Linked DNA regions of Homo sapiens: region 1 is linked to region 2. Evidence: read pairs that join two places in POLR2A ChIA-PET (ENCODE). Cell type or tissue: PC-9. All regions are shown on one strand. Links, peaks and the distances in the headings refer to the core of each region. The heading gives the core; the rest is flanking DNA. Region 1 holds the start of NFATC3 (nuclear factor of activated T cells 3). Region 2 overlaps SLC12A4 (solute carrier family 12 member 4).

Region 1 (14,461 bases), core at 6,462-14,461, 130 kb after region 2:
TATCTCTTTGGCACAACCCTGGAACTCTGTGGGACTCTGATCAGCTGCACATGTCTGCAGGGAGAGACAGTGAGTGGTCCTCAAATTCTTCAGTGAATTGGGTCTGAACAGAGGGTGCAGTCTTTGCCCAGAGCAGAGTTCCACCCTCCTCTTCAGTCCTAGGGTTCATACCTGCCTAGGAGTGCCTGTGGCTGCCATGGTATGTGAGTGTTTCCATGGCTGTGCAAGCTAGGATGGTAAGATGCCCTGAGGTCTGCGTCCAGAGCTGGGCAGCCTTTGTCCTATTTCCTGTTCAATGCTGCAGCCCTCACTCCCTGGTTCTGGTGTCCTGCTGGGCAAGTTGGTGACCACCAGCTCTCCAATGGTCTGGGATAGCTCCATGGCAAGGGAGGGCTTGCCCCAGCCCAGGTCAGCTATCCAGCTTTTTGGCCAGCTGGCAAGTCTGGCCAAGAAGACGTGCTGAACAGTGCTGAGCTTGCTCACTGGGTGAAAGGTGATATTATCATTCCTGCTGAGCCATCTCTTGGCAGCTCCTCAAGAGGGTGTGCTATCACAGAGAAAGGGAGCGGCTTTCAAGCATAGGCAGGGCTGCTTCTGGTCCAGCCAGGTGCCTTCTTCCCAGACAAGCTGAGTCAAGGACTTGCCACCAGCCGGGGCGCCCCGACTTACTTCCCACTTTGTCCTGAGCGTGCCGTGGCACTTTCCCAGCCACTGAAGTCATAGGCCCACGTGGAGTTACTAGAGCAGCATAGGGGGTGGGGGATGGGAGGGTGTCCTGGAGGGCTGGGGAAGGCCACCTTCACCCAATACTGCTCTCCTGCCCTACCTCTAGCCAGCCGACTTCCACTGGGTGTCCCAGGCAGTCAGTCATCTTGCCTCCCTGAGCCTTCATTTCACGGTCTGTGGAGTGATGGTGACAGTTGCACCTCACACTTGTATAGATAAATGTAGTCATGAGTAACCCATGTGAACTAAATGATGCTGTGTTTTACCCACGTAGGGGGAAGTTAGAGGCTATTCAAGATGTGGGAAGGGAAGGTGCCCATTCTGGTTAGAAGGAATAGAAGAATCTCACCCCTTTCCTGGCACTGGACCTGCCATGCCAGAATTTGGTGTGTTTCCCCTCCCTTCCCTGGAAGATACTTGGCAGTAGGTCCTCTGTGGTGGCTGAAGCAGGAAGGGGCTCCCGCACTTCGAGACCTCAGTCAGGCTGTCCAGGAGAATGTGTTTCTGACCGTGGTCCTTGGCTGTGACCCTCAAGCTTTGTACCACTAGCTGGAAGAGTAGATGACCAAGGTCGAAGTGGCTTTTTAATTTATTTTTATTTTTATTTTTAATTTTAGATAGGGTCTCAGTCTGTTGCCCAGGCTGGAGTGCAGTGGCATGATCATAGCTCACTACAGCCACAACTCCTGGGTGCAAGCAATCCTCTTGCCTTAGCCTCCCTAGTAGCTATGGCTACAGGTGTGTGCCAACATGCCTGGCTAATTTTCTTTTTCTTTTTTTTTTTTTTTTTGAGACAGAGTTTTGCTGTTGTCGCCCAGGCTGGAGTGCAGTGGCACGATCTTGGCTCACCGCAACCTTCGCCTCCAGGGTTCAAGCGATTCTCTTGCCTCAGCCTCCCGAGTAGCTGGGATTACAGGCACCCGCCACCACGCCCAGCTAATTTTGTATTTTTAGTAGAGACGGGGCTTCACCATGTTGGTCAGGCTGGTCTTGAACTCCTGACCTCAGGTGATCCGCCCGCCTTGGCCTCCCAAGGTGCTGTGATTACAGGCGTGAGCCACCGTGCCCAGCCGATAATTTTCTTTTTTTTAATTTTTGTAGAGTTGAGTCTTACGTTGCCCAGGCTGCTCTTGAACTCCTAGCCTCAAGCAGTCCTCCTGCATTGGCCTCTCAGAGTGCTGGGATTACAGATGTGAGCCACTGCTCCTGGCCAGTGGTGGTTCTTCTTATGGGGGTCACATTGCCTTGGCTACACATACATCTCTGGTGCCTTCTTGGAGCTCCTTTCCCTGCCATCAGAGCATAGCCCAGGCCTTAGAGCCTGCCTGGGCATCAGGCAAGTCATTTCTTTTCTCAGGCGGTGCAGTATGACAACCACTACACCAACACCAAGTACTGCTTGTGCCAGATGCTACGAGAACAGCTGGAGTCGCCCCAGGGAAGGTTGCTCCATGCTGCCCAGTCTTCCCGGGAAATTTGGTAAGAGGCACAATAAGATGTCCATCTGTCCTTGTACGCATTGCCCAAGTTTGACTTTGAGCCCTAAGCTGACTCCACCAGGGGACCAGGGACACAGCTTCTGGATGTAGATGTAGAGGAGTGGAGTGATGGTACAGCTTTGCCTCCCAGGAGGGGATTCTTTGAAAGCTTTGAAACGTCCCATCCCTGGACGGATCAGCAGAGCTCTGGGAACTAGGGTACTAGAAGGATAGAGGAATGCAAAGGAAGGGGATTTTCCATAAATGGGATAGTCACAGGCCAGGCCCCCAGGAACCAGTGGTCAGGAGAATTGGGCTGTAGCATGGAGCCTCTACCTTGAGCCTGCACTCACATCCATCACCCTGCAGTTTGAGAGACCACCTGTTGATTCTCTAGATCAGGTGCAGCTCTAGCTCAGATGGTTGACAGTTGAGGCCCTTCACAAGCTGGCCTAGCCACTGCCCCCACAGCTCCCTGTCTACCTGTCTGCTTCCAGAACTCCACACCTGTGCTTGTAATGGGTCGTCTGCCTGGAAGGCTCTCTCCCTCTCACGTGAGCTATCTGTAGCCTCCCTCTTACATAGATGCCTTTCTGAACCACTTTTGCCATTGGGGATCTATCTTCGTTTGAGTCTTCCAGCCTTCAAGATGTTTCCTAGAAGGGAAAAACCTTTGCCAGAGCCCTCTTCCCACCCTTGGCTTATGGCATTGGTTCAGTCCCTACCCCACATAACTCTGTAGCTCTGGGTGGTGCCTCAGTGTCAGCTGAGACCCATGTATAACTGCCTGTGGCTGGGCGGGAAGTGGGGAACCACTTAGTGGTCAGGCCTCTGTCTCTTCCTCCCATGGGCCCATGTGCTTGATCAGCATTGGTTAACTCAGTCACGGCTGGCTGGGGATACCATCTGTGTGCTTCCCCTCAGGAGAGAGGCTGCAGGTGGTGGGGGTGACCTTTACAACCTTTGCCACCCAGCCCAGCCTCCCTCCAGTGTCCACGCTTGGGTTCACATTCACTTTCCATCTTCCAGTCCACAGTAATCCCAGGGCTGGGCAGGGGGCACATTCTGATGGCCAGGCCCCGGTGGTGTTTTGGTGTATGTGGTAGAGGAGTTTCTCAGTGGTGGGGCCCTGGGGTCCTGCAGTACCCTGGATGCTGGCTCCGCTAAAGTGTTTGCTCTGATCTGCTTCTTCCTCCCTAGTGAGGCCTTTGGCCTTGGTGCCTTCTATGAGGAGACCACACAGGAGCTGGATGCCCAGCAGGCCAGGCTCTCAGCCAAGACTTCAGAGCAGACAGGGGAGCCAGCTGAAGATACCTCTGGTGTCATTAAGATGGCTGTCAAGTTTGACCGGTAGGTCTCCAGCTTGGCCTCAGCTTGGGCTAGGGCCAGCACCCTTGGGGTCCCACTGGGCCAGCACACTGGCTGCTGTATGTGCTTAATGTCAAACGTAGGGACCACAGGTCTTGTTGGTTTGGAAACTCGTTCTAAATTTTCAGCATCCCATAGAAGGTGCTTTCAGGGGAGATAGTCCCTGAAAGGCTGTCCCAAGGATAACTGAACTCTACTTTTTCCCTGATTTACCGCCTCCCACAACTCAGGGCAGGGGGGACTTGTCTCCTGTTCCTGAAAGTCTGTGCTTTTCCAAGGCCCTGAGGAACTGGCTCCTGGCATGAAGCTCCTCAAACAACAGCAGGACCCTAGCCCTCATTTGGCTCTGCAGCCCCTACCCACACCCAGTGCCCCTCACCAGCTCTGTGGTGCTCTCTCAAGCTGCTTACGCCTCAGATTGTGACTCAGCTTTGAATGGTGCCCTCCTCTGGGATCTGAGCCTTTCTCCAGTCCCCAGGACCAGACAGGAGCCAGTCTTGTCTGGCAGAGGTGTGGAGAGGGGGAGCAGGGTGGTGGGGAATAGCTGTTGGGCAGTCAGATGCCAGGGAGAGTTCCAGTTGGGAAGTTGGAATATGACCCCTCCCACCCTGTCACTGTGTCACCCTGTCACAGGCTGACTCTGAAACCAGATTCCAAGTGTCCATGGCTGCAGCAGATGATCATGACACTTGGCAGGCGGAATCAGGATGGGCGCTGAGCTAGATCCCCGAGACCATTGTCTGGCTACCTCCATTGCCCACCTCCACCCACTCCCTACTAATCTTGTCTTGAGTGGCAAGCTTCCTTCTTGGATGTTGAACATTGTTTTTCCAGTCTGGACCTCAGAGTACTGGGAGTTCATTCCCCCTTCCCTTACAATTTCTTGAGCATGCCAAAATTCATCTTCCCTTTAGGGAGAACCCAGGTCCAAGCTGCTGGTAGGACAAGAATGGGAGCCTAGGGGAGCAAGTACAGAAGCCTTAAGGCAGCAGCTCGGTGTCTCAGTTCCTCTCATTTCTGCAGCTCCTTTCAGGAGCTGAGTAGTGCCCTGGCTGAGGGAGGGAGCGGTGATGGTGGGTGACCCCAACTGCTTCCCTTCCTTTCCCCAGGAGAGCATACCCAGCCCAGATCACCCCTAAGATGTGCCTACTAGAGTGGTGCCGGAGGGAGAAGTTGGCACAGCCTGTGTATGAAACGGTGAGTTCCTGGCTGTGGCCTGCCCTGCAGCCAGTCACAGCACTCCCATGGCTTACACCCTCAACTCTAGATTGCCAGGCTGGAGCCTGGCCTTGACCTCTGTAGGCATGGAGAAGCTGCTGGTGGCCAGGTCAGTTGCTGATAGCCCTCCCCTCTTACAGTGGCCTGTTGTCCAGTTCAGCCAGACATCTCTCTTTTTTTTTTTTTTGAAACAGAGTCTAATTTTTATTTTTTATTTTTTAGAAATGTGGTCTCAGCCGGGCACGGTGGCTCATGCCTGTAATCCCACAACTTTGGGAGGCCGAGGCAGGTGGAACACGAGGTCAGGAGTTCAAGACCAGCCTGGCTAAGATGGTGAAACCCCGTTTTCCTAAAAATACAAAAATTAGCTGGACATGGTGGTGGGCGCCTGTAATCCCAGCTACTTGGGAGGCTGAGGCAGAGAACTGCTTAAACCTGGAGGCAGAGGTTGCAGTTAGCTGAGATCATGCCACTGCACTCCAGCCTGTCTCAAAATAAATAAATAAATAAATAAATGGGGTCTTGCTTTGTTGTCCAGGCAGGCTGGTCTCAAACTCCTGTGCTCAAGTGGTCCTCCTTCCTCAGCCTCCCAAAGTGCTGGGATTATAGGTCATGAGCCTTTTTTAAAAATTTTATTTAATTATTTAATTATTTATTTATTTTTTGAGACGGAGTCTCGCTCTGTTGCCTAGGCTGCAGTGCAGTGGCATGATCTTGGCTCACTGCAACCTCCGCCTCCAGGTTCAAGTGATTCTCCTGTGTCAGCCTCCTGAGTAGCTGGGATTACAGGTGGGTACCACCACACCTGGCTAACTTTTTTGTATTTTCAGTAGGGATGGGGTTTCACCATCTTCACCAGGCTGGTCTCGAACTCCTGACCTCAGATGATCCCCCGACCTCGGCCTCCCAAAGTGCTAGGATTACAGGCGTGAGCCACCGCACTTGGCCCAGACATGTTTTTGGATCAAGCCTCAGCCAATGGGGCACAGAATTGAGCCCCAGATGTGGTGCCCCTGGGGTGGAAACCATGAGATAGGCTTGCTTCACTTCCTTTGGTCCTTGCAGCCATGCCTTCCTTAGGCTGCTCTGCCTCATCTGGACTGGTCTTCTGGCCTCAAGGCTTATACCTTCTGGGGGTTGTGTCTGTGTCCCCACTCCCCCCCACCCCCACCACAGTGACTTTTCCAGAACAAATCTAACTTCTGTCTCCTCAAGTCAGCAGCTCCCCAGTATCTGAAGGATCAAGCCAGCACCTCAGCATAGAGCCTGAGACCCTTCCATGTGCCTCGCTCCTTCCAGTTTCATCCCTGCAGCCCTTTGCTCCAGCCAAGTCACCTGGTCCCTCTGCCACGTGTGCCTTCTCTGCTCCTAGCTTGTCCCTTCTCACCCTTTTGGCATCTGGTGACTCCTCATTTTGGGGACCTGGCCTATCCAGATGTCAGCAGGAGGCTCCATAGTCATGTGCAGCTAAGGGCTCTGCTGCGCTTTGCTTAGGTCTGTGACAGCTCCAGACACTTGAGGTCATTGTGTATTTGTGCCTTTCTCCACTGGGCACTTTTGCTTGGGAGGAGCATGTGATACAGGCAGCCTTCATTTGACTTAGGTTGGAAACACTTCCTTTTATCTGCCTTTGATTTGACCCCAGCAGTTTGGCCTACAGGGCTCATTTCTCTGGCCATGTGATTCCTTTTCTCTTTGTATCAGGTTCAACGCCCTCTAGATCGCCTGTTCTCCTCTATTGTCACCGTTGCTGAACAAAAGTATCAGTCTACCTTGTGGTAAGTTTCCTTATCATAGGAGAGGAGGCTTGGGGTGGGGCGGAGAGTGGGCATTCTGCCCACACATCCAGCATTGTCCTAGGAGGGTTGGGTAGATGGTATATGTGGGCAGTGGCATCCCTGGATGGTGACCCCTTACTCAGTCTTGTCAGAATCTGCCAAGGATGTGTAGAGTCAGGCCTCATAGCCCTGCACCCTGCCCCTCACCTTATTGCCCTCTGTCTGCTCAGGGACAAGTCCAAGAAACTGGCGGAGCAGGCTGCAGCCATCGTCTGTCTGCGGAGCCAGGGCCTCCCTGAGGGTCGGCTGGGTGAGGAGAGCCCTTCCTTGCACAAGCGAAAGAGGGAGGCTCCTGACCAAGACCCTGGGGGCCCCAGAGCTCAGGAGCTAGCACAACCTGGGGATCTGTGCAAGAAGCCCTTTGTGGCCTTGGGAAGTGGTGAAGAAAGCCCCCTGGAAGGCTGGTGACTACTCTTCCTGCCTTAGTCACCCCTCCATGGGCCTGGTGCTAAGGTGGCTGTGGATGCCACAGCATGAACCAGATGCCGTTGAACAGTTTGCTGGTCTTGCCTGGCAGAAGTTAGATGTCCTGGCAGGGGCCATCAGCCTAGAGCATGGACCAGGGGCCGCCCAGGGGTGGATCCTGGCCCCTTTGGTGGATCTGAGTGACAGGGTCAAGTTCTCTTTGAAAACAGGAGCTTTTCAGGTGGTAACTCCCCAACCTGACATTGGTACTGTGCAATAAAGACACCCCCTACCCTCACCCACGGCTGGCTGCTTCAGCCTTGGGCATCTTCATAAATGGGCTTGTGTCCTGGCATGATTCTACTCCCACCCTCTGTGCAGAGCTTGAGCTTTCCAAAGTGGATCTCCTGCCCATCTCTGTGGGTCTGGTAGAGGTGGGGAATGGGGTATCACTGGACTTGGGCCAAGTTAGGAAGGCCCAAGAAGCCCATTCTACTGATGGTACACCTGACACACTGGGCATCAATTGTATGTCCTGATGAGAGGTGATATGGAATCTGGAAGAAAGACTAGGGTAACTGGTGCTGCAGTAAGGGACTAGTCCAGTGGGGTGGGGAGTGTTGGTCTGATCCCCAGAGTCTCCAAGCCTGACAGCTGCCTGGAGTCTCAGACCTGATGAGGTGCCTGCTTTGGACAGTGGGGCACTGGAGGCGGCTGATGACAGCAATTTGGGGCCCTTATGTTTGGCAGATCACACCACACAGTCCCTCCCGTCCCCCGCCTTCCTCATCCCACTTGGGGCGGAAGGAAGTGGCAGATTCTCTTTAATTTCCTCCTGGCAGTGAGAAGCAAACAAACGGCTACCGCATCTCATGGGGCCTCCCCCGCTTACTGGGAGGGGCGTTCTGACCAAAGGTCCCTGCCCTGTCCTGCCCCCGCTTCCTCAGCTGTAAACATGCTGCTTCTCCTCCCTTTTTCCAGGCTCCATTGGGGAGTGGGGAGGGGAGGAGTCCCCTCTGGGTCAAAGCTGTATTTCCCACATCTCCCCTGTGTCAGAGCTTTACTGTTTTGTGGCAACTTTAACACAGGGTCAGGCACCTGTGCCAGCCAGCAGCCTCTGGCCCTGCTGGCCTCTGAGTCTAGGGTTTGGTGGGTGAGGCCTCTGTCTCAGTTCCAGCACCGCCCCCCTCCCCCCTGCCACCCACGCTTGCTTTTCTGTGTGCAGATAAGGATACCGCACTACCCACTGCCTCCCAGAGCTCATTGCTGTTTGACCTTGGGCAACTCACTTCTAGTCCTCTCTGTCCTGAGGGCCCTCCTCTTAGAGGGGATCCGCTGTCCTCTGCCTGTGTGAGGCTGGCTGGAGGACAGTAGGCTGGCCCTTTGATAGGACTCTGCATGGTTAATGGGGTCATTCCATGCCAGGCTGCCCTAACTGACTTCCCAGACCAGTGCTCCCCGAGAAAGGGCTCCACTCAGGAGAAAGACTGAGGCTTGGTCCAGTCTCAGCCACCAAGCTTTAGGCACAATTTATTTCTGATTTTTCTTCTTTTTTTTTTTCATAGAGATAGAGTCTTGCTATGTTGGCCAGGTTGATCTTGAATGCTTGGCCTCAAGCAGTCCTCCCGCCTCACCCTCCCAAAGTGCTGGGATTACAGGCATGAGCTACTGCGCCTGGCCTATTTCTGATTTTTCGTACTAAAAACAATCTCAATCAAAATGCCTCCTTTGGCTGGGTATGGTGGCTCACACCTGTAATCCCAGCACTTTGGGAGGCCGAGGTGGGTAGATCACTTGAGCTTGGGAGTTCAAGACCAGCCTGCTGGGCAATGTGCCAAAACCCTGTCTACAAAAAAATATAAAAATTAGCCAGGTGTGGCCGGGTGCGGTGCCTTACGCCTGTAATCCCAGCACTTTGGGAGGCCGAGATGGGCGGATCACGAGGTCAGGAGATCAAGACCATCCTGGCTAACATGGTGAAACCCTGTCTCTACTAAAATTACAAAAAATTAGCTGGGCCTGTTGGCGGGCACCTGTAATCCCAGCTACTTGGGAGACTGAGGCAGGAGAATGGCATGAACCCGGGAGGCGGAGCTTGCAGTGAGCCAAGATCATGCCACTGCACTCCAGCCTGGGCGACAAAGTGAGACTCTGTCTCGAAAAAAAAAAAAAATTAGCCGGGTGTGGTGGCACGTGCCTATAGTCCTAGCTACTCAGGAGGCTGAGGTGGGTGGATCACTTGAGCCCAGGAGGTTGAAGCTGCAGTGAGCCATGATGGCACTACTGTGTTTCAGCCTGGGCAACAGAGCAAGACCCTGTCTCAAAAAAACAACAACAAAAAACAAAAATGCCCCCTTTGCCTTTTCTTATACTCCAACTGGAACTGGTCAGACAGAGGCTGCAGTGCTGCCCGCCCCCACCAAGTCACTGAGTCCTAAGACCTACCTCCCCAGTGGAACTGGGCTTTGATCTCAGGCCACTTCTCCCACCAGTATGGTTTCCCTGGGGGAAGCCCCTCCTCTGGCAGGGTCAGGTTCATTTCTGGGCTCTGGGGAAGGAGAGGCAGGGATTCAGGTCTGCTATTAAGATAGAGGCTGTAATGTGGGGGCTTTGAGGGCCCTGGGAAGCACTGGGGAGAGAATCCTTTACAGGGGAGGAAGGTGGGGTGGGTCTACTATATATTCTGTGACTGAGGATGTCTGGCAGAGATCCTGGTTGGATATGTTAATCCTCAAATGATCTCACTTTAGCATACCTCAGTGTTGCCTTTCCTGGTCTCAAAGTGACCTGCCCAAGGATGGGACTGACTGGGGGGTGGAGGGGGACAGTCAGGCCTGAAAGCTCTGCCCATTGTTCTCACCATGTCCACCTTAAACTGGGCCACTTAGACTCCCAAACCTCTCCCTGGGCTAGTAGCCACAACACTTATCCATCCATTCCAGCCAGCCTGATTGAGGATTTCCCCTTAGATCATCACATTTGGGGGACAAATGGTTTTGATATGAGCATGAGAGGAAGGGATGAGTAAGGCTGGAGAGGGTGGCAGGTCTCTCAAAGGCCACAGCAAGAAGACTGGGCTGTGTGCAAAGAATCTCTTCCACCCTCAGTTCTGGATACTTGGGTCCTTCCAGTTTACTCTGCTCAGAACTCTTCCATGGGTCTCTTAAGTCTGCTCTCTGGACCAAGTCCAAACTCCTCAGCCTGGCATTTGAGGACAAAGTGCTGACCCTGTCTTCTCAGCACCCTGTGCTGACTTCAGCAACTAACTTTCTGAGATTGTAGTTGGCTGGTCTTATCCTCTCCTCCCAGATTGGGAGCTGCTCAAGGGCAGTCCTTGTGTCCCCTGTGGCTACCTTGGCATGGGTCTGGGGAGCAGGCACAGAAGAATCAAACCAGAGCTTGGGATGAGGGGGATGTTTGGCATGGAGAGGAAGAACTTTTCTAAACTCTGAATTTCCTCAGAGGCTCCTGTTTTGCCTAATGGGGAACAAGGGACTGGGGCAGGCTAAACTGTACCATCCCATGGCTCAGAGGGCACTGAAGAACTTCAACAATGGGTGCTTGGGAACAGTCCTGTGGCAGCTGATGATAATGATGGCTTTCCCTAATTCCCAGTCTTGGGTGGCATTCATACAGGAGAGAGTGGTTGTACAGTGACCCACATAGCCCTTGTCCACCCTGGGGTTCCACCTACTGCACTGGTCCTGTGGGCCTCCTGGTTTCACAGGGCTCTCAGAGGGCTGAAGGTGGGTCCAGATGACCTGCAGGAGCTTTGGAACTGCCTGAAGAAGAGCTCATGGGGGTACATACTGGCCCTAGCTGGGGCAAAGGGCTGAAAGAGTATGTACATATCGGTGTATGTGTGTGGTCAGGCCCCTTCACAGGCTGCAGAGTTCCCAGCCGTTGCTGACTTTCTTACACACATGGTGACTCTCTTCCTGCAGTTGGTGCCCATCCCTGTCCCAGCCCTCACCATTCCTTGGTGAGATCAGAAACCCTCCCTACAATGTAATCTGTTCTAAGTGTTCTCCAGGTGCTCAGTGGCTGGGAAGACAGATGCATAGCTGAGCATTTGATGAGTGGTTGAATTTTTCAAGCCATCTACAGCTTCTCTGTGGTCCCTTCCCAGTGGAGGGGCTGACCAGCCCAGGGTCTCCCTCCTGCCTGCTGTCTGGTCTGACTATGGCTGATCCCATGATTTAGGTGAAGTCATGTCTGGAGGGACTTCAGATGAGCTGGCCAAGCCTCTGGGACCTTATACTGTATCAGGATCCTGTTACATGTGGTACAAATAGGTGGGCCAGCAACCTGCCTGAGGCAGAGGGCTCTAGAGCTGATGTGGCATTTGGGCCCCAAGTTCCACACTCAGGCCCTCAAGGTTGGAGATTTGCAGGCAGGACAGGTTATTGGGAAGGATAGTCCACCCGTCTAATGCCAGTTGTTCCCTCTCCTTGACCACATTATCTTCTCCCTCTGACTTCATTCACCCCTGTCCCAGTTGAATCTAGTGATCCATCCAGAATTCTGACCATGTAAATCCCCTGCTCTAAGTCCTTCCACTGCTCCCTACTGCCGTCAGGATAAAGTCCAGACACTTTGCAGTGGCCTGCAGCATTCTGCCCACTCATCCGGCCCCACCTTAGGCTTCTGCCCACTGCAGGTTACTTTATGGTTATCAAGTCTTTGGAAATCTGTTCTCTGCCTGGAATGAAACTTGCTCACTTCTTGTCTGTCACTCCGGTTCCTACTAACCCCTGTCAAGGCCCTGCAGCTAGCAGGCTTATGAACTGTCTCTGAGCTCCTGGCACAACCCTCATCTCTTTGTACAGTAATTATAGATTTGCTGGTCCCCTCTCCCCTACCCCTGAAGGGAGACTTTATCTCTGAATCCCCAGGAACAGCACAGGTACCGGTACAAAACACTGGGCAGAAATGAAGCAATACAAGATGAACGTCTTGGATGCCCTGGACATTCCCTGTCTTCCTGACCCAAGGTCTAGTTTGGCTCCCTCTAGGGCTCCCTGGTAGCTCAAGTGTCAGTCCAGACATTGAGACCTCGGCAAAGAGCTTCCCTTTACCCTCTCTTCCCACTGGCCTTTGTGGGCGGTGTGGAATGTGCTGTAGGCCTTGCGAGAGCGGCATTTCTTTTTTTTTTTTCTCTCTTTTTTTTTAACCTATTGTAGCCTCTGAGAGGGCAGCATTTTTGGGCGCACCTGCACCCAAGCCTCTGACAGTGCCCTGGGTTCCTCCAGCAACGCGCATCTAGGGATGCTATGCCCTGTGGGCCCTATGCCCGGGGCACGGAGCTAGGGGAGGCGGTCACCCTACTTCTCTCACGTCCCTGTCCACCTTGCGCCTCAGCGGAGCCTTAGGTAAACAAGCCAGGCTCCCAGTCCCCAAGGACGGCCTTCACCCCAGACCCCAGGAGGAGGCGTCTTGGGCCATCTCGGGAAGGCTAGCTTGCTCGGGAGGGGCAGATCACGAAAACGGTTCTTTAGGCAGTGTCACTTCCTCTCCACTGCCAGCCACCCAATTTAGGCGGCTCCATCCCTCCCGCTTTCATGGATATGCAGCAGGATGCAGAGAGCACAGAGCTGTGATTGGCACGAGCTCACAACGGGCTTTCCCGCTCAATCTACTCAACTTCCAGCAAGGGACAGGCCCTGCCCATTGGGGTTCGCTGAGGCCTCAAACGCGCATGCTGTCAAGGGAGCAGCTGCGGGGGCCCGCTAGTGGGGACAAAGGCGCAGCCACCGGGGCGAAAGCTCCGCCCCGCAGAGGGTGGGCCTGCGGCGACCGCGAGCTCAGAGTCCGGACTTGTCGCGCAATCTGTCTCCTTCGGTTCCACCCCAACCTAGCTGGACTCTCGGTCCGGTCCCTGCCCTCTGGAGACTCAGCCATTAAAGTTGAGGTGGGGGGATGAGGATGTGGGCGGCGTCCAGGTAACTCTGAGGGGCCCTGATGCCTTCCCTAGAGCCAGCCATCAGGAGTAACACGATGCGCCCCCACATCACCGAACCCAGAACCTCAGTGCTTCAGCACCCCTTCCTCGACATGAGCTCCGCCCAATGAGGAGAAGGGTCTTCTGCATTGGCCGGTGGTGGTCCCCTATCCAATTAGAGAGGCTAACGGCCTTCTCTCGTCTGGTTTAGAAGGAATCGCCGGGGGAATACAGGCCAAACTACAATTCCCGAGAGGTAGCTGGGCTCTGCGGGGGGGGGGGGGGGGGCGCCTGCGTGTTCACGTGACTTCCTTCCTTCTCGCGGAGACCGAGTTACGCGATAGGCCTGTGAGGGGGCGGGGCCCGGCGCCTGTTCGCCGTGTTAGTGGCCAATCGGCAGCCAGGCAGGGTGGGCGCGCGTAGGGGGCGGGGCCGGGCGCGCGGCAGGGCGCGAGAGCGCACCCGCGGCGGCGGTGGCGGCGACTGTGGGGGGGCGGCGGGGAACATTGGCTAAGCCGACAGTGGAGGCTTAGGCACCGGTGGCGGGCGGCTGCGGTTCCTGGTGCTGCTCGGCGCGCGGCCAGCTTTCGGAACGGAACGCTCGGCGTCGCGGGCCCCGCCCGGAAAGTTTGCCGTGGAGTCGCGACCTCTTGGCCCGCGCGGCCCGGCATGAAGCGGCGTTGAGGAGCTGCTGCCGCCGCTTGCCGCTGCCGCCGCCGCCGCCTGAGGAGGAGCTGCAGCACCCTGGGCCACGCCGATGACTACTGCAAACTGTGGCGCCCACGACGAGCTCGACTTCAAACTCGTCTTTGGCGAGGACGGGGCGCCGGCGCCGCCGCCCCCGGGCTCGCGGCCTGCAGGTGGGTGCCGGGCCAGGCGGGACCGTGGAGCGACCCCGCTTCTCGCTCGCAGGATCTCTCGCTCCCTCCCTGTTCCCTTGGATGACCGGAGACCGATAACCCTGTGTGTGTGTGTGCGCGCGCGTGTGTGTGGTGAGTTAAAAACGGATTTAAATCGCTGAGGAGGCGTGTGGGTCGCTGCGACGTGGAAGTGGTGGCGGGCTTGGCTGGAAGCAAACTAGTGGGGAACTCGACTCCGGGACGATCGGGGTTTGGAGGCCCAGGGTCCGGGCTGCTGCCCAAGTGGCGTCTGGTTGTCGTTGCTTTGCCAGTGTGTTGCAAGGAAAATGTTGTCCCTGTGAATTGTTAGCGCACTGGGTTTTTCATCTATTCTAGGTCGTTTCTTGAAATTTTAGTTTGAAAGATGCTTATTTTTCAACGGTAGGACCCCTCTAAAAATCAGGCACGTGTTTTTTTAAGTCTACTTTGCTAGAAGAGTAATGCTTTCGAGTTAACGTCCACTCGTGCAAGTTTATGACCCACAATTAATTCGAAGTGTAACTGTAACGGGACTTTTCTGGAAACTGGATTTCCTTACTTGAATAAAGTGTTCCGGAAGATTTTTTTTTTAATAGTGGGTTGCTTTTT
Region 2 (10,398 bases), core at 213-8,212:
TCTTGGCACAGATGTCAAACTGGTCCCGGGACAGGGTCCTGTTGCCCAGCATGCATACCCTGTGAGGGACAGAAGCACCGGCACCTGCTCAGGTCAAAGCCCCTGCCTGTGCCCACCCTGCAGTCTCTGGGATCTGGGGCATCAAAGGCTGGCTACATGGGAGGGATGTCCATGCAATGCCCAGATAAATTCCTGGGTTACTTACGGAAACACGGGAGGGTCAAATATAGACTTTATGCCCCCAGCATAGATGGAGAGGATGGAGATGATCACACAGGCCAGGAAGAGCGAGGCAAATTTGTTCACATACTTGACCCCCACAAACACCACCAGGGTCATGAAGGTCAGGAAAATGGTCCCATACACACGCATATTGTTCAAAGTGGCATTCGACGTGTCATGAGCACCCGATGGGTAAAAAATGGCAGCTGGTGGGGCAATGTAGGTCTGAAACAAGAAGATGGATAAGGAGGGTTTTATTTCTTATTTGGAAAGTGAAACTTGTCGTTTTGGTTTTCTTTTTACGAGTACCTAAAAGAGGCCGGGCGCAGTGGCTCACGCCTGTAATCCCAGCACTTTGGGAGGCTGAGGTGGGGGATCACTTGAGGTCAGGAGATCATGACTAGCCTGGCCAACATGGGGAAACGCCATCTCTACTAAAAATTAGCCGGGCGTGGTGGCACGTGCCTGTAATCCCAGCAACTGGAGGCTGAGGCAGGAGGATCGCCTGAATCCAGGAAGCAGAGGTTGCAGTGAGCAGAGATCGCACCACTGCACTCCAGCCTGGGTGACAGAGGGGGACTCCGTCTCAAAAAAAAATAAAAAATAGGTCAGCGCCGTGGCTCACGCCTGTAATCCCAGCACTTTGGGAGGCTGAGGCGGTGGATCACTTGAGGTCAGGAGTTTGAGACCAGCCTGGCCAACATGGTGAAACCTCATCTCTACTAAAAATACAAAAATTAGTGGTGCAAAAACTGGTAGTAGTGGCACACGCCTGTAATCCCAGCTACTCGGGAGGCTGAGGCAGGAGAATCACTTCAGTCTCGGAGGTGGTGGTTGCAGTGAGTAGAGACCACACCACGGCACTCCAGTCTGGGTGACAGAGTGAGACCTTGTCTCAAAAAAATAAATGAATAGGCCGGGCGCAATGGCTCATGCCTATAATCCCAGCACTCTGGGAGGCCGACTGCCTGAGCTCAAGAGTTCGAGACAACCCCAGGCAACTTGGTGAAACCTCATCTCTACTAAAATACAAAAAATTAGCTGGGCGTGGTGGCATGAGCCTGTAATCCCAGCTACTCGGGAGGCTGAGGCAGGAGAATCACTTGAACCCAGGAGGCGGAAATTGCAGTGAGCTGTGATCATGCCACTGCACTCCAGCTTGGGCGACAGAGTGAGACTGCATCTCAAAACAAATAAATAAATAAAAATAAAAAATAAGAGTACCTAAAAGAAGCCAGTCACAAAAGGTCACATATTATATGATTCTGTTTATATGAGATGCCCAGAATAGGCAAATCCCAAGGCAGAAAGCAGATTCCTGGTTGCCAGGGCTGGCGGGGAATGGAGAGTGACTGCTAATGGGGGTTCTTGGGATGATGAAAATGTTCTAGAATTGACTGCGCAACTCTGTGAATATACTATAAAACATTGAATTGTACACTTTCAATGGTATATAAATTGGTATGGGAATTGCATGGTATGTAAATTATATGTTAATAAAGCTGTTACTTAAAAACAAGCAAACAAAAAGGATCCAAACATAGATGCCAACCTGAATCGTTAAATAGCCAAAGTGGAACAGTTTGAGCAAGAAAATAAATAATGATAGTATTGGATTACAACCCAAAGAATAAAGTAAATATCCAGAAGTCCATACAGATATAATGACATGGCTGAATAGATAAACAGGAGAAGGGACAAATCCCACATAATGAATGTAGAAGGGATATGAGAAATGAAAACAAGCCAAAGCCCCCCCAAATCAGAAGATTCAGGTGCAGGGTCCTGCTGCAGGTAGAGGACCTGGAGACAAGAACAGCCAGGCAGTCCCTCCAGGTATCTCCTACCCTCTGGATCCCCAGGGGCGGGCACCTGTCACCCCATGCCTCCCGCAGCTCCTTGCCTCTTCTCCCACTGGTACGGCAGTTCACTGGGGAATGAGAAGCTGAGGCTGACAGAGCTCCCATGGGGCTCGTGGAGGGAGCGCCGACCTCCAGCAGGGTTCTGTGGCTGCTTACCCTGATTGAAGGACAAGGAGAAGGTGGATCTGAAGTGCCCTGGCACAGAGCCCCGGAGGACACAGAGCTGGCCAGAGCTCACACAAGCCCAGAAGGAAGCCTACATCACCACCAAGATCTGTCACTGAGCTGAATACAACAGTTCCTGGAACCCTTGCCATGGCTGCAATGGTGCCCAGGTGGATGGAACATCCAGGGCCGAGGTGAAGGCAGCCAGGCCTCTGCCTTGCCTGGCCCAAACTGGCATGGAGGTGAAAGGAAGACCAGCCTGAGTAAAGGTCTTTGTCTCTCGAAGAGGCTTCCTACTTTATAATACCCAGGCCTTGGCCAGACATGTGGGGATGAACAGCCTGAGCCTTCTGTTTGGAGTCCAAAGGGACTGTTTGGACATGGCCAGAGTTGGCCAGGGCTCAGCCTGACTCACCAGCAAGATCTCGATGGCCCCCAGGATGTACATGGCTGCTGCGAATGTTGTTCCCAGGTAGAAGCACAGGCCCACAGCACCTCCAAATTCTGGCCCCAGTGAACGAGAGATCATGAAATAGGAGCCCCCAGCTACAGCAGAGAAATGAAAGTGTGCACAGGTCAAGGCTGGTTCTTCTTCAAGGGGTCTCCCTGTGACAAGCCTGCACAACCACCCAGAGGGACAGGGACTGCTTTTCCTGTTTGTGGATGAGTAGAGGGGCTGGGAGACCTACCCAGGGCTGCACGGTGGGTAAGCATCTAGGCTGACATTCGATCCTATCCCCATCTGACTCGAATGTCCAGCACGGCCCGTGGAAATAACTGCTTTGCGGGAGCAGCTCTAGTCTGCAGCAGTGGCTGACTGGCCACCATCCTCCAATGCCCTGTGCACAGCCCACAGCCTCCTCTGGCTGGGTGTGTCCTATCTCAGCCCACCTCACCCTCCTGAGGCCTGTGCCTTTGTTAGTCTGACTCCTCCAGACCAGAGGAGGGACTGTCTCATCCAGCCTTTTGGCCCTAAGGCCCCGCACAGTGCCTGCCACCAGGTGAGTGTCCACGGCTCCCTGCCCTGAATCTGTGCTTCTATCAAAGTCTAACACCCTTAAAAGACTCAGAGAGTCATGACCAGGCCCCAGGGTGACAAGCACAGGGGGACAAGAGTCATCTCATGTTGCTGGTTGTATCTGCTGCTGAGACAATGTCTCTGGTGAAAATCTGGGAACAGGGATCAAGAAATTCTTTCAAAGAGTCAATCTTGGCTGGGCGTGGTGGCTCATGCCTGTAAGCCCAGCATTTTGGGAGGCTGGGGTGAGTGGATTGCTTGAGCTCAGGAGTTCCAGACCAGTCTGGGCAACATGGCGAGACCCCGTCTCTACTAAAAAAAGGAAATGATAAAAATATACATTTTTAAAAAAAGGCCGGGTGCAGTGGCCCACATCTGTAATCCCAGCATTTTGGGAGGCTGAGATGGGTGGACTGCCTGAGCTCAGGAGTTCGTGACCAGCCTGGGCAACACGATGAAACCCCGTCTCTACTAAAATACAAAATTAGCTAGGCGTGGCGGTGTGCACCTGTAGTCCCAGCTACTCAGGAGGCTGAGGCAGGAGAATCGTTTGAACCTGGGAGGCAGAGGGTGCAGTGAGCCGAGATCATGCCACTTCACTCTAGCCTGGCGACAGAGTGAGACTCCGTCTCAAAAAAAAAAAAATGTCAGCTGGGCACAGTGGCTCACGCCTGTAATCCCAGCACTTTGGGAGGCTGAGGCAGGCAGATGACTTGAGGTCAGGAGTTTGAGACCAGCCTAGCCAACATGGTGAAACCCCATCTCTACTAAAAATACAAAAATTAGCTGAGCATGGTGGTGCATGTCTGTAATCCCAGCTACTCGGGCGGCTGAGGCAGGAGAATCGCTTGAACCTGGGAGGTGGAGATTGCAGTGAGCTGAGATCGTGCCACTGCACTCCAGCCTGGGCGACACACTCCGTCTCAAAATAAATAAATAAATAAATAAACGAAAAGTCAATCTTTTTCATGCCGTAATCCACCTCCAGGACCCTCTCCTAAGGGAACTGCTGGGGCATGAACAAAGATTCATGTTCAAGGATGTTCATGACAACAATGTATACAATGGTGAAAAAGTGGAACCCACAGGCAGGAGAATAATCACATTAATTAGGTTATGGTGTACCATGGAGAATCCTGTTTTCAAAAAACCATTTTCGGCAGGGTGCAGTGGCTCACACCCGTAATCCCAGCACTTTGAGAGGCAGAGGTGGGTGGATCAGTTAAGGTCAAGAGTTCGAAACCATCCTGGCCAACATAGTGAAACCTCGTCTCTACTAAAAATACAAAAATGTGGTGGTCGCCTGTAATCCCAGCTACTCAGGAGGCTGAGGCATGAGAATCACTTAGAATTGCTTAAACCTGGGAAATGGAGGTTGCAGTGAGCTGAGATCATGCCACTGCACTCCAGCCTGGGTGACAGAGAGAGACTCTGTCTCAAAAAAAACCCAAAAAACCAAAATCAAAAAACTGTTTTCAACACTTGGGAAACATACACACACACATACACACGTAAACATATACACATAAATGCATATGTATATATACACACATATACTTTTGGGAAATACACACAAACACACACACACATATATATATATATATATACAATTTATGTAAATAGAGTGTGCGTGTGCAATACTTCATAAGACCCTAAGACTTATATATACCAAAAGGCGAACAGTAGTGATTTCAGGATGGTGGGATTATGGGTGCTTTTAATTTTCCATTCTATACCTTTCTGCACTTTTTTATTATTTATTTATTTATTTTGGAGATGGAGTCTTGCTCTGTCACCCAAGCTGGAGTGCAGTGGCATGATCTTGGCTCACTACTGCAACCTCTGCCTCCTGGGTTCAAGCTATTCTCTGCCTCAGCCTCCCAAGTAGCTGGAATTACAAGTGCCCACCACCATGCCTGGCTAATTTTTTTTTTTTTTTTTTGCGACGGAGTCTCGCTCTGTCGCCCAGGCTGGAGTGCAGTGGTGCAATCTCGGCTCACCGCAAGCTCTGCCTGCCAGGTTCACGCCATTCTCCTGCCTCAGCCTCCCGAGTAGCTGGGACTACAGGCGCCCGCCACCACGCCCGGCTAATTTTTTGTATTTCTAGTAGAGATGGGGTTTCACCGTGTTGGCCAGGATGGTCTCGATCTCCTGCCCTTGTGATCCACCCACCTCGGCCTCCCAAAGTGCTGGGATTACAGGCATGAGCCACCGCGCCTGGCCTTTTTTTGCACTTTCAAACCCTCTTACAGTAAACATACATTGCCCTTTTTTTTTCTTTTTTGGTATTGCTTTTATATTAACAAAAACCACAATGGCACTCTCCAACTCTGTCAAGCAGGAAAGCTCCTACGTGGGCACTGTCCTGGCATCAGGGATTGGGAGCCCACTACAGAACTGCTTGGGGCAGGGGTGTGCTATGGGGGTTCCCAGGTAGGTCAAGGCAGATACTGGGTCCTTTTCTCTTCCACCAGGCCTTGGGTGGCGCTCACTGACCTGGAACCACACCGTTGGTGGCGATGGCACTCATGGAGATGGCCGTCAGCAGGGTCTGTGGGAAGGAGGGCCTGGGTGAGCGGCTCAGCTGGGTGGGCTCTGTGGGGGCAGCCGTGGCCCATGCCCAGCCCAACCCTCCCACGCCAGGACACTCACACAACAGCAGCAGATAAGCACGATGAGGAGGGCCTGTAGCACACCTGCTGTGCCCACCATCCAGGTCAGCCGCAGGAAGAGGATAACCCCAAAGATATTCTGCAGGCAGGGCAGGTACACCCCCATGAGGGTGCCCATGCTGGGTGCCTATGCGAACACAAAGGGAGGGGGCGAGTAGAGCATCAGAGGGATGCACCATGGAGAGTCAGCCCTAGTCACTCAGCAGGCCCCCTCCCCCAGTGGGGCCCCAGGGAACACAGAGAGTAGGGGTGACAGCTAGGATGTCTCTATTGACTTTCATATAGGAAGACAGTTGAGTCTGGGAAGGTGTAAAACCTGATTCTTTTTAAAAACCCACATTGAACTTTGGAACCTTAACTCTCTCTCAAGGTACTGCCTCCTTCCCTTCCTCTCTTCTGTTAAACTTCTAGAAAGAGAGGTTTGTCTCAGATCTCCACCTTCTCACCCAGCAGGCCCTAAGTCACCCAAGCCAAAGTCCCAGAAGTCATCCCTGGCCCTCCCTCTCAACCCCCAACTCTAGTCCCGGTAGACACTAACTCCTACCCAGTCTGTCTCCCTGCTGCCCTGAGATCAGCCTGCCTTGTCCCAGCCTTAGTCCCTTGAACCTGGGGCACCTGGGTGGTACCCTCCTGAGCCTGTCAACCTCTCCACACTCCAGCCCACTCTGCTGCTATAGTAGGTCTCTGAAAGCAAGTCTAATCTCATCACCCATGCTGAAAACCCTCTGTTGTCTTGTAATCCAGTGTGCCGTCCAACTCCTTGGCTTGGGCCACCAGATGTGTCCCATCACCTCTCTTATTAGCTCCAGCCCCTGACCACATGGGTCCCTCAGATTCTGCGAACCTGAGAATGTGCTGGACTCTGCCTGGGAGAGTCGGCCCTGCCTCACGGCCTGGCAAACTCTTCAGTGAAACTGTTACCTCTCTCGGGAAGATGTCCGAAGGTTGCCTCAGGTGGAGTTGGTTCTCCCTCTCACATTCCTTTGGCATCTGATACTCCCTATCACAGTGGTCACTACAGGTCATGGTAACAGAATGTGCTTGTATATTTTGTTACTATATTAGGGCAGGCTTGGCTTGTTTATGGTTCTATCACCAGCAGGCCCTGCAGGTACCCAAAAGGTGCTTCTGAACCCAGTGAGTGGTGCTTTGGAAGCCCCTGGGACATCCTGTTGGGAAAATCCTACAGAGAAAGTGCTCAGGCTGTAGGGCAGGTGAGGAAGATCTAATACGCAAATCCAGGCAGGCTTTCTCAACTCAGGGCAGAGTAGGGGCCAGCCAGGAGGCCAGGGCAGAGGCTGAGAGCACAGAGGCTGGCTGACATCTTTTTGAGGCACTGAGCCCCCAAGAGTGCAGCCTCCGAAGTGTGGCCCTGACAGCTTCCACTGGAGCCCCAGCAAAGCCTCCTCACTGATCCAAAGGACTAGATTAGTGAAAATCATACGGGGAGAGGGGACAGGGAAGACCCACGAGACAGTGCCCGTGCTGCCCTGAAGCTAGGGAGAAGAGAACTCCATGGCCATGATCTTGTCTAGCTGAGTCACCTTAGACAAGTTCCTTAATGCCCCTCCTGAAGGGTCCTGGCCTGGGGCAAGACCTGTGAGCGACCTAAAGGACTTCAGAAGAGCCTCAGCAAAAACAAATGGCTCCTCAACCTGTCCTGCGTGGAGCAGTGCAGGGGACGGATCCCCCTCATCTGGGCTTTGTCTGAGCCCTTCTCAGAGGATGCCACCCACAGAATAGCGACAGCAAGAGCTCCCAGTCCCACCCCCATCCCAGGCTGAGTCACTCTAAGAAAAGGACAGTGTGGGAAAGGGCAGGGTGGGCCGGAAATGCTTTCTGCATCCCCAAATAACCTCTGGCAGCCTCAGAAGGTCATCAAGCCGGTGCTGGAGCTGGAGCAGCTGCTGGGGAGAGGCTGCTTTGGGTCTTGGCATGGTCTGGTCGGAGGCCCACCCTTCCTGCTTCAAGCCTTCCTTTTCCGAGGCCCCTGCTCGGGCCTGCCCTGGGTGAGGACCACAGCTCAGCAGCCCCAGATCCCTAACTTCCTACTGACTCCTTAAAGACTTGACCCAGCTCCTCCTTCTTCCATGAAAAAACTACTGCAGCTAAGACACCCAGTCACCCTCTCCCATCCTTACCCTGTGGCCAGGTAAGCTGGATAGCTAAGCTAAGCATCCTCACGGGTTCCCCATTGGGCCAAGGGATGATGGGCTCTCTCTGGCCCAGGCATCCCTCCCACATTCCTGCTGAGATGTGCACTAGCCGTTCTCAGGGGCCTCTTCACTCCCCGCCACCAGCTCCCTGGCTTGGCCTGAAGGGACAAGGATGAGGCTCTGACCTAAGGATCCTGTCACCCACTGTGGGCAGAGCACTCTCAGAGGTTGAGACACCCCTGCAGTGCTGGACAGACATGGCCAGACGCAGTTAGGGTTCTCTGCTATCTAGTCACACCTGGCTGCACAGGGTCAGGGTCAGGTCTGTGCGACCTCAAGGTATCAGCTGCCCTCTCTGAAGTGTGGGCTGGTTTGCCTCCCTGAAGGGCAAGGTGAGAGACGCGCTTCAGTGGGGTCTACCTTCTCTGCTGGCCCCACCCCAGAAAGGCCCAAATCTCACGACCAGGTGTGAGGCTGCAGGCCTGGCTTATCCCAGCCAGGAGCGCCTTCTGCTTGTGCCGACCTCTGAGAATACTACAGCCAGTGCCAGACGTCAGCTCCTCTTAAAACACCACTGCTTCCCAAACCTCAGGGAGTCAGTGTGTGGAGAGGGAGGGTCCCTAGCCTCCAAATGAAAAATGTAGAAAAATCCCCAGCCCTCAGCTACACTGAGCCGCAATGACACAGAGGAGCTAGGCAAAGAGGTAACAGTCACCCCAAAGAGAAGAGGGCTGAAGGGCCAGAGAACTGGATTAGTGACCAAAAAGTGGGACAGGAAAGCCCCACAAGGCAGCATCAGGCTCCGATCACATACACATGTCCCCTGACACTGGCACTCAAGGAACCCAGGGGGTTGTTGGAGGCTTCTGCCAATAGAGCCTTGGGCCAACACTGCGAGCAGCAGGAGGGTTTGTGACTTGCTCTGGATTGCATGACCTCCGAGAGACAACCTGGTTCCTGGCTCCAAGGGCAACACTCTTAGCCAGCCTCACACAATGTCACTGATCTGGCATTTTGCATAGTTACATATCCCACAAATCTGTCTCCCATAAAATCTACGAATCCATCTCCCAGCATTACACATTGATCTTGTCTAGCTCAGTCACCTTAGACAAGTTCCTTAATGTCCCTGACACTATTTCCTTGTCTGAAAAATGGGGATGATAGTAAGCACCTGCCTCTTGGTTTTGTTGTACAGATGACATATGAGAACCCAGGCCTGGTGTGGTACCTCGCACACAGTAAAGGCTGAGTACAGGCAGCTGTGTCTCCTGCTGTCATTCCTGAGGGGCTCCCTGGCCCTCTGCCCCCCGGGGGGATTCTCATTAGGTCACTTCTTAAAGCCTCCTGAGACAAGGCATTCAGTGCCCATCCTCCCTGCTCACTATGCTTGGCACCCACTTCCCCCAGTGTGCTCACCACCATGTGGGGAAACAGTCAATTCCATGGTGCTGTGTCTGTCTTCCCAGGTGTGGCCCCTCTGCCGCCCCAACCAGCTCACCTCGGCTGCCCTCCGGCGGGTGCCCTCCCCACTCTCGGCCTCCTCATGCTCTTTGGCGCCCTGGGTGAGGTTGGTGTAGCTGACGAGCTTTCCCAGAAGAGACGATACCTTTGGGCGGATGTCCAGCTCTTCCTGCAAACAGAGCCACAGGGCAAGATGGCATTGGGCCAGGTGGGTGCCAGCTGTGTGGAGCCAGCTGCCTGGTCCCTGGCCCTGTTCCAAGCCCTGAGACAGGCCTGGGCCTGATCCCAGTTCCTACCTGGGGAAGTCCAAGCCATCCAACTGGACAGGTGTGCACACCACACCCCAGCACGTGGCACTCAAAGGCCCAGCCCCGCGGCTGCTTCTCTCTACCCCGCCTTGGCTACAATCACTGCCAGCCCATTTGTGAAAACCACCTGCCTCAGGGGAGAGAGGGCAGGGAAGAACACGGCTGGCAGGGGGGCAATGGCATACTTCATCCTGCCTGCTCTGCCCAGCCACCTCCTGGCTATGGCTGCACCTCTAGGACTCACGCCTACCCTCCCCACAAAAAAGCCACTCTAGTCACCTCAGGGAACCAAAGAGGGCAAAAGAGTGATGTCTGGGACAAGTGAAGTCTCCCTTGTCTGCCCAAACCCTGATCTCCCTGGATGGTCTTCCCCTGACCCCAGTCCTGCAAGTACCCACATCAATCGCGGAGATGGGATCCTGATCCTCCAGCCCATCCTCAGGCGGGGCTGGGCCAAGGCCTTCACCGCAGAACCTTGCTGCTTTCCCAGGTCAGGAGGCCTCCCAGAGCTCAGGTCCCCCAGCCCCACCG

Evidence for each region. Peaks named below come from ENCODE experiments on the same cell type or tissue, not always from the same donor. Only the 100,000 strongest peaks of a DNase experiment are listed, where the experiment ranks them.
Region 1: POLR2A ChIA-PET joins it to region 2 with 10 read pairs; 8 of 35 experiments call an interaction of 5 or more read pairs at or near these places.

Annotation. Positions count from the first base shown.
Region 1 is chr16:68,071,951-68,086,411 of GRCh38, forward strand. DUS2 (dihydrouridine synthase 2) reads left to right here. Exons shown (of 17, transcript NM_017803.5): 13 at 2,084-2,205; 14 at 3,405-3,554; 15 at 4,682-4,769; 16 at 6,495-6,568; 17 at 6,799-7,370. The coding sequence ends at 7,036. It overlaps NFATC3 (nuclear factor of activated T cells 3), which reads left to right and starts at 13,420. Exons shown (of 10, transcript NM_173165.3): 1 at 13,420-13,834. The coding sequence starts at 13,732. RefSeq lists enhancers at 3,372-3,481, 12,897-12,976, 14,027-14,086 and silencers at 13,257-13,546, 13,707-13,976. In PC-9, for the core only: no CTCF peak of the experiment used is centred there; a DNase peak (open chromatin) is centred at 13,321; H3K4me3 peaks cover 1,867 bases; H3K27ac peaks cover 989 bases.
Region 2 is chr16:67,951,979-67,962,376 of GRCh38, forward strand. SLC12A4 (solute carrier family 12 member 4) reads right to left here. Exons shown (of 24, transcript NM_005072.5): 3 at 9,597-9,728; 4 at 5,920-6,066; 5 at 5,764-5,818; 6 at 2,665-2,795; 7 at 206-447; 8 at 1-59. Among named protein-coding and RNA genes, the nearest start is that of SLC12A4, 11 kb to the right of the region's middle. RefSeq lists an enhancer at 7,097-8,296. In PC-9, for the core only: no CTCF peak of the experiment used is centred there; no DNase peak of the experiment used is centred there.